Linked DNA regions of Homo sapiens: region 1 is linked to region 2. A link is a contact called in ENCODE Hi-C or POLR2A ChIA-PET data. All regions are on one chromosome and are shown on one strand. The core of a region is the stretch at or near the end of the contact, and the rest is flanking DNA. Distances in the headings are between cores, read along the strand shown.

Region 1 (4,470 bases), core at 1,723-4,222, 110 kb after region 2:
TCCCTTTCTTTCTTTCTTTCTTTTTTTTTTTTTTCCCCAAGTCTCACCCTGTCGCCCAGGCTGGAGTGCAGTGGTGCGATCTCGGCTCACTGCAAGCTCTGCCTCCTGGGTTCTCACCATTCTCCTGCCTCAGCCTCCCGAGTAGCTGGGACTATAGGCGCCCGCCACCATGCTCGCCTAATGTTTCGTATTTTTAGTAGAAACAGGGTTTCACTGTGTTAGCCAGGATGGTCTCGATCTCCTGACCTCGTGATCCGCCCGCCTCTGCCTCCCAAAGTGCTGGGATTACAGGCGTGAGCCACCGCATGCAACATCTCTCTCTTTTCTTTTCTTTTCCTTTTATTTTCTTTTCTCTTTTCTATTCTTTTCTTTTCTTTACTTTTCTTTTCTTTTCTTTCCTTCCTTCCTCCCTCCCTCCTTTCCCTCTTCCCCTTCCCCTTCTCCTTCCTTCCTCTCTCTCTCTTTCTTTCCTTCTTTCTTTGTTTTTCTTTCTCTCTCTCTCTCCTTTCCTTTTTAATTTTTTTGAGACAGTGTCTCACTCTATCCACCAGGCTGGAACTGGAGTGCAGTGGCCCAATCTGGGCTTACTGCAACCTCCGCCTCCCAGGTTCAAGCAATTCTCCTGCCCCAGCCTCCCGAGTAGCTGGGATTACAGGCACGTGCCACCAGGCCCAGCTAACTTTTGTACTTTTAGTAGAGACAGGGTTTCACCATGTTGGCCAGGCTGGTCTCGAACTGCTGACCTCAGGTGATTTGCCTGCCTCGGCCTCCCAAAGTGCTGTGATTACAGGCGTGAGCCACCCCGCCTGGCCCTCCCCTCCTTTTCTAAAAGACAGCCAAGCACTATGACTAAGAGATGAAGCTTGAAGCTAAGATGCCTGGATGAACAACACGGTCTCTTCATGTGCTAGTTTCAGGACTTTGGGGAAAACTCCAGTCTTCTCATATAGAGGAGTACAACAGGGTAATAAGAGTACCTTTCAGTAGGATCGTCATGAAGTTCAAATACATAAACATACATAAAATGCTTAGAACAAAACTTGAAACTTGGCATGTAGCACAAAAACTGCTTACTATCATTACTTGTACAAACCATCCTTACACAACCTATTCTATTACAAGCTACCAGAACATAGTCCATTTTATTCATTATTTTATCCCTAATGCCTACAGCCATGCTAGGTATATAATAAATATTCAATAAACATTTGTTAAACTAACGTCTTGGTGTATTAGCTCTACATCATCTCTGCTCCCATTTAAGGCAATGTTTTATTTATTTAACAGATGATTTCTTCATTTAACAATCCTGGTAAAATGCCATTTTGTATTCTTGGTAACTTGTCTATTCTGTACATTGAAGTCGAGTTGGAGACTTTTTTTTTTCTTTCTTATTGCTCTTCTGGATTGCAGCTTTTAAAATTCAAAGCTGCCTAATGGGCTGTTTAGGAGGTAGTGAGACCTCTATCACTAGAGACATTTAAACACCTGATAAGGGGTTGGACTGGATGACCGTTTCCAAGTCTGCAATTTGTGATTCTATATCCTGTGTTCTTAGAGCACTTAATAAGGGCAGTTAAATGAAACATTTAGTTTAAACAGTTATCCACTTATAGCCTATATTAGGCTAAATGCATTTTGCATATGTTTAAGATGACTCTTACTATGGTAAATAAAACCTTAGCATTTTCCTGATGCTCACAGGAGATTTTGTGACAGCAGGTACTGGAAATGCATTTAAGCTCACTCGGCAATTGTTTGGTGCTATACCACGTATTTTACCAGTCATTTAACTTGATCAATTTTTAATAATACAAATATACTGTAGAAAGTGACACTGCAATTTAGACAAGGGCACATAATATTTTACAAACCTCAAATCTGGAAAAGATAAGGTACCTTTTTCCCCTTGCTACCCACAGATACAAAAATAAACGCTTTAGCAAGGATTCCGGCAAGGAATCAGGAAGCCTGAGTCCTAGTCTTGGTTCTTCTATAGGTAAGAAGGACTGAGGGCTTTACATTTTGCTCTGTGTATGGAAATTCAAGGTGCAAAATAGTAGTATAATTTAACAGACACCAGGAGCTGGGCCCCTCTTGCACAATGCCATTCATAGTAAACCTATGAGGCATCAAGGGGCTATTAAAATAGTTCCCAACCCAGCACAGAGACCCAGAGCTGGAAGGAACATTCTGACTATGCAGATGAGTTCAGAGCCTGGGAGAAAACAGGATGTGGGCTCCTGAGAATTGCAATAAAGACTGAAAGCATGTGCCTCCAGCTTCAGGGCTTCTGGGTGAATTTCTGCTTCAGTCACCTGATATCCCTTCACCATGACATAAGCAAAGAGAATTCTTCCCACCTGATGGCAGAAACTCACTGATAGTTACTCCATGGCTTTATGGTAGCTGCCTCATGTTGACTTCCAGTTCAGAAAGCCTCTGTCTACTCTCTCTTGTTGATTCTGTTTTCTCAGTGGAATCCTGTATCCCATTTACCTGGAGAAAAAAAAAAAAAGGTACTTTCAAACAAGATAAAAATTAAAACTCCAATGAATCAATCAACCCTCACTCCTTTGCTCACTCAGATTGTCTTTTATGTCACTTTTGTGAGATTTTGAGTGTGCAATGGAAAATAAGGTTTTTGTAACAAGTTCAGACCTTTGCTGATATCTTTCCCCTTTCTACCTTACCTAAATTAGGTCCTTCCACTTTATGATGTCACGATACCCAGCACTTGCCCTTCACAGTACTTGACACATTTGGATGACTATTTCCTGAATGACTTTCTCACTCTCTAGATGAAAAATCTGTAAAACCAATGATCATGCCTCTCTTGTTTACCAGCTTTTATTCGCCCAGCAGCCAGCATAGTGCTTAGAACAGTAGGCACCCAGGAAGTATGTGGTTCAGACACTTATTCTGGCTTGTGTTTTATTTCAGCATACAGCAGTGTTGGGTTAGGTGGGGTTGGTGTAGTCATCTGGTGATGTGGTTTACTTAAGCAGTCAATGAGAATGTTCTGATCAAGATAAGACTTCACACTTCTCCCACTGACTTATTGATATCAAGTAAGTGCCAATTTTTTCAGAATTCCTGTCTTGTAATTTGTCTGCTAAGGTAAATATGGATGAAGAAAAAACTGTTATAACAATTATACAGTCAAATGCATTGAGGAAAAAAAATGTACCATGCCTAACATTTATATCCTCTGGTCATGCAGTAAGTCTCAGTGTGCTACTGACAGGTCAGTTTTTGAAAGTCTCCTAAGAAAACCAAAGAGATTTGGAGTTCATTTTGAAATGAGTGGAAGAGAGCTTACAGTGGGTTCTTTTATCCCTCTCAAGTTAATTCAATGTGCTACTTGTAGCTTGGGTTTGATCTGAGGTATGAATCATTCATTAGGTAAGCGGCTTAAAGGTGCTGGATCTAAATCATGCACGTTGCACTGTGGTTGGTGAAAATATCAGGTTCTTGGCGATGATTGGTGGAAATAAATCACCTCTTTCTTGTATCATAATGTAACTTTATTTTTTCTTTTTAGATGGAGTTTCACTCTTGTCACCCAGGCTGGAGTGCAATGGCACGATCTCGGCTCACTGCAACCTCCGCCTCCCGGGTTTAAGTGATTCTCCTACCTCAGCCTCCCGAGTAGCTGGGATTACAGGCACGCACCACCACACCTGGCTAATTTTTGCATTTTTAGTGGAGATGGGGTTTCACCATGTTGGCCAGGATGGTCTCGATCTCTCGACCTTGTGATCTGCCCACCTCGGCCTCCCAAAATGCTGGGATTACAGGCGTGAGCCACTGTGCCTGGCCAGTAATTTTTATTTATTTCTTTTCCTCTTTTCTACCTCTCCCCACTCCTCTTCCCCACTTCTCCTCCTGCACTCCCTACTCTTTCTTCTTCTTTTTTATTCCCTTTCCCAACCCCTGCCTCCTGAGTTGGCCTTTTCTGGCTGTGTAGGACAAATACTAGGTAATATTCAAAACATGCTCTGAAATATTCTACAATTCAGAGACTTGGTCACATCAATTTTGGTCATTTTTGATCAGGATGGCGGATATTAAGTTTCCAAACTCAGAATGCATTACTAGGATAAACCTGTGTGGAGTCCTTTAAATTCCTTAAATAGCCAGAAACAGGCAGTTAGATCTTTCTTCCTTTTTTTTTTTTTCGTGCAAGTGACTGCAACCACCATGCTAAACTAATCATATCATTTTCTAATTTATTTGGAATGTGTATTTGTACAGCTATATGTGTATACATATCTATCTATACTTTTAAGGAAAATGAAGTCAGTAGTCACCAGTTTTTCTTTTTTTTTAAAGTCAAATAATCCCAAATGCAGTAGACCTTTTCCAAATGCATAAGAACCTGAGAAGGGTAGATTTGCCTGTTCTGAGGATCTGATTTTCTAGCTCGCTTACTTCATTCACTTCACCTCCATCTCGGGGCTCGGATCA
Region 2 (4,839 bases), core at 1,551-4,050:
TGCCTTTTGTTTCTGAGCAATTTTAAGCTTGTTTGGAAAGTATCATAACAGGGGCAGAGCGTTTTTTACCACATCTATTTCAGGAGGGTTTTTAATACAGAATAATAAAATTATTGCTAAACAGATGGAAGAGTTTTACTAAAGCTGGAAAAGACACTTTTGCTAATACACCCTATAGGCTGATCTCAATTCTCTCATTGTTAAGAATGCTTGGTCTAAGAGAGTCTTATTTATGTGCCAAATGGCTTTATTAAATCATTATATTAACACAGAAAAAGTCCTATTACAATGGCTGTCTCTGTATGATCAAAACTTGTCCGTGATCCTGCTGATAGCCTATTTATTCTGAAATTTAAAAAGGTAACATTCCAGTACAGCCTAATGTTTGGCCAAGTTTTACAAAATTCATTATAATATGGCTGGAAGGGTTACTATGTCCTAGCCAGGGAAGGCCTAAGTTTTATCAGGGCAGTAGTCCCCTGACAAAAAGAAAACTGTGAAAAAGAGACCTCTCATCCACTCATAGAAATTAATCCCTGGCAACATTGTAATGATTTCACCTGTAGAAATACAATGGGTCTGTGATTTCTACTTTGATTAATAAAAAAGCAAACAAAAACAAAAACGCAGGGTAATCTCAGTGCTTTGGGAGGCTGAGGCAGGAGGAACACTTGAGGCCACAAGTTTGAGACCAGCCTGGGCAACATAGCAAGACCCTGTCAATACAAAAAAATTAAAAACTTAGTTAGGCATGGTAGCTTGTGCCTGTAATTTCAGCCACTCAGGAGGCTGAGGTGGGAGGATTGCTTGAACTTGAGAGTTTGAGGCTACAGTGAGCTATGATCATGCCACTGCACTCCAGCCTGGGTGACAGAGCAAGACTCTGACCCCGACCTACAGCCCCCCGCCGACCAAAAAGAATCCCAGTGGCAAATTCAAAGGCAAATTAATTGCACTGGTGAACCAGGACTATGGCATGTGAAAAGAGTTTAAAAAGCCAGGAGAAGCAAAGTTTGTTGTATACTGGATTTTGAAACCGAATAAACACAGACGCACACACAATTTTTGAATGTAAAATTAATACATGTTGATTGTAGAGAAAAAAAATCACTCCTAAGCCTACCACTGAGAAAGCATATGTGTTTTGGCTGCCCAAGATTGATTTCTGCCTTCATGTGGAAGTAAGCTTTAAAGGCTCTGTGTTAGGGCATAGTCTAGAAACATGGGGCCCAAGGGCACCGGGAAAACTTACAAAGGGAAGAGATGGAACTGGGAGGGTTCAAGCTACCAGTTCCATCTCTCCATGTTTTAGAGAATTGGGGCACTAAGTCAGCCAGGTAAGGTCAGGTCAGAGGAGGGCCCGGATGAAGCATGAGATGCAGAGGGACAGTGCGTGAATGGAGACCTTGGGTAGCACCAACGTGTAGCGGCAGAGGTGGGGTGGATGTGGCTGATGTCAGGGAGAGAATGGGGAGCATGCACAGGGCTCAGTCTTATACATACATTGAAAATCCTTTAGCCTTTCAAAGATTATTAACCCAAATCACCTTTCTTGCTTACTCCAGATGCCTCAGCCTCTGATATAATTGCTAAGTATCTGCCGTGTTAAAAATAAACATTTGAGAATCAAGGGTGATTTTTCTCTTTTCTTTTGAATTGTAATTGCGATGTACTCATGGCCTGCCATGACGTGAGGTCTGGCTTAGATTAGCCCCTGGCTGAGAGACCCATGCTAATTTAGTGCCTGCAATTATGCCTGCCTCTAATCGTGTTCTGCTCTTTGTAGGATGTACCCTTTGCAATAGAAGCAACGGTTATGCTGGGTCATCTATACTTTCTTGCCCCAGGCCGCTTGTGACACACATTGGTGAGACAACTGGCCAGGATTAGGGGTATGATCTGTGACCCTGAAACAGAGTGAAATTGATTGGCAATGAGGGATGAGGGGGGTGATCCTATTAAAATTATAAGCACCGTAAGTATTCTAATATCTGACCCCTCACTGTAATGGATGTGCACCTACCTCCCAGCCATAAAAATGCTTCCAATAAAAGAATCAAAAACGAAAACATGCAGAAAAACTTTTATGTATGAGTGCATTTGTCTGAGGTGTCATCCAGCTGTAGCTTCAGAGTAGGGGTGCACATGTCAATTGAGAATGATCAGCCTTTGCTTTCTGTCTGCAGAGGCTGGCAAAGGGGAAACAAGCTGCATAGTTTAGTGCTGGCAAAATAAACCACTATGCAGTTATAAACAAGAGTGGGTGGGTGAGTTGAAAGATGGGTGGATGGGTGAGTGGGTTGGTCCCCTTCCTGATGTATAAAAACAGAACTCCTAGGTTTGGGGTTCATGTTACAATTGGACTCCAGGAAAACAGACTATACATTCAAAATCTAAACCAGTTTTAAAGTATAAATTAAAAAGTATTTTCCCTCTAGCACATTTAGATATTATTGTTTACTAAGAGAAAGAAGAACAGGCTACATGCCGTCTTCGATAGCTCCCTCATGCTCCTAGATCCACAAATGATACCAGGGAAGCCACTGCTTGCCTCTGTGCCTTTGGGGAGGCGGAGGTTGTAGGGGGAAGTCTGAAAGCTCACCATCACGGAGCTCCAACTCCTTCTTCCTGGGATGCGGCACTTGCCTGTGAAGCCACAGGAGGCTGGAGGGGTAGAGGCTGGGGGCAGGAAGAGGAGGAAGTGAGGAAGGGGGCGATGCCCGGGAGGGCTCTGGGAGAGTAACCAATTCCTTCACTGGGGGCAGGCGGGAGTCTCCAGGGTCACTATGGGGCAACCTGTGAAGGGAAGGGAGGAAAGGGATTTCCGGAAGTCTCCCGCTCTCCCTCCTGCCTGCTTCCCTCCTTCCCCTAGCGGTTGATTGCGAGGAGCAGCGGAAGGAAGGATGTATCAAACCGAAAGAAGAAAGAACCCCTGCCAGTCGCCCCCATGACATCCGACTCTGAACGGCAGCGATCTAGAGGCTGTGGCGTGTTGCAGATTAACAGCAGCGAGGGCAGGAGGCAAATCAGATGCCGCAGGAGCTGACTGTTTTCTTTAGCCCTGAGAGCTGACTGTAGGCACAGGTTGCATATCAAAGGCAACGGGAATCAGTCTGTGGCAATATTACATCAGGTCCTGGACTGGTGGTGGTGTTGGTTGCGGGGGTGGGCGGTGGGGTCCAAGTCCTAAAAGATGTCAGTCAAACACCAGCTGAGCTTCTAGACCTCCTTCTGTGGCCCTTCTTCTGATCAAGTATGCAAATAATAATACAGTCAGGCTCTACCTCCTGCAATTAGCACAGGGGAGGGCTGAGTAACTGGGAGGACTTAGCCTTCTCCCTGTGGTTATCTTGTAAGGCTTTGAAGTGTAACTTTTGTTTTGTTTTGCTTGCTTTCCCCCTGCATAGAAATTTCCCTTAAGGGAAGGGTGGGTCTAAACTACCTTTAAAATGAGTTTCCACTCCCTGAACAAGGCTTGTAAAAGCTTGAGAGAAAATGCCAGGGGAAAGCATGGAAACTTTCTGGGGATAAACTATGGGTCTCCACCTTTGCACTTAATCAGGGGACAGCCACTAACCCCAGTAGCTGCATGCTTTCTGCCACCTTCATCTACCTGAGCAAAACTTCAAGGACATGTTTATGCTGAATCTCCAGAGAGAGCAATAGAAGCCCAGCTTGAGGGAAATGACTGGACCTTGATTACTTAGGATAAAAAGAGATCAATTTATGGTAGGACTATCTATTTATGTCTGCACATTCATCAGGTTTGCCTAGGAAAGGAGTCTCAGAAAATGTGTTGGAATTGGGCACTTCTGATGTCTATCCTATTCCTTGTCTTGGTTGATAACACTTTCTCCAGTCCCCAGATCTCATTTTAGGAAATGAGACTTGTTATCAGGCATCCTAGAGCCTCCATATTTTTCTGAGTCTTTCTGTGTCTGCCGGCACCATTGACGTTGTTACTATTGCTGGTTTTCCTCTTATATTTTCTGTGAAAATGCTTAGGAGCTTTTAAGAACTGGTGGCCACCAGAGAGGTTAAACATTATAAACAATATAAAGCAAAGGAATCTTAGTGTGCTGTCTTTGGGGTGTGTCATTGCTGTACAGCTTCTCTTTTTTTCCTAAAAAACCCTAATCATCTTCTGTGGTGGGAGGGGTTGGAGTTGAAGGGATGGCTAGTTGAGGTGGGGGCAATTTGTGCTGTACCTGTCTCTGACAGTCTTTTAATTTTTCATTCGTCTATGCAAATTTATTGTAAAAGAGGTATGGCTTTTTCATTCTTTCACTCATTGACTTAGCCATTCAACAAACATATATCCAGCATGTGCCTTGAGTAGGACAAGGCTGAACACTGTTTTTAAAAGGTATGTTTCTGTAAAGATGCACTCTTCCCTGACCACCAGACCCTGCCAAACCTTTGAGAGAGTGTCTCTGAGAAGGAATGAGCAAGGGAAAATATCCCATTAGAAGGGAACTCTTGGGTCCTCACCCCTCCTGAGATAGAGATGAATAAGGGCATCTTCTAAAGCACTGAGAACTGTTAAGCTGTCCTTAAGCGGGTGAGGGATATGACTTTTGAAAATAATAGTAAAAACAGTTTATGTGGGGATAGTTTATGAGAGTTCACAGAACCCTTTCATGTGTGTTACTAGAATGAGTGTTGGGTTGAAGATTAGGCAGACATGCTCCCAATAATACTTTTGAAGCGCTGGACACATGCTGTGTTTCACCAAGAAGTTAGCAATTGTTCATAGTTGTAGTATCTGTGACACAGGTCCCAAATGTTCAGATTAGCTAACGTGACCAAAGAGGAGAGGCTTGACATCTCTTTCGCTTG

The links. Hi-C counts contacts between places; a loop is a spot of excess contacts on that map. ChIA-PET counts read pairs that join two places held with the same protein, here RNA polymerase II (POLR2A). Pooled maps may share reads with other maps.
Region 1: a loop to region 2 is called in a pooled map, with 3 times the contacts of the local background. The contact joins the enhancer-like site here to the promoter of LINC01152 in region 2. A Hi-C loop is called at or near these places in 1 of 168 maps with a recorded cell type or tissue (HepG2) and 3 of 50 pooled maps. POLR2A ChIA-PET finds 5 or more read pairs at or near these places in 1 of 52 experiments (HEK293T).

What each region holds. Positions count from the first base shown.
Region 1 is chr17:71,920,378-71,924,847 of GRCh38, reverse strand. No RefSeq gene overlaps it. Among named protein-coding and RNA genes, the nearest start is that of ROCR, 100 kb to the left of the region's middle. RefSeq lists a silencer at 2,867-2,996. Within about 2 kb of position 2,972, at least 3 of the 41 ENCODE cell types and tissues checked have a DNase peak (open chromatin) inside an H3K27ac peak, as active enhancers do.
Region 2 is chr17:72,028,615-72,033,453 of GRCh38, reverse strand. It overlaps LINC01152 (long intergenic non-protein coding RNA 1152), which reads right to left and starts at 2,800. Exons shown (of 3, transcript NR_110132.1): 1 at 2,603-2,800. RefSeq lists an enhancer at 2,905-3,675.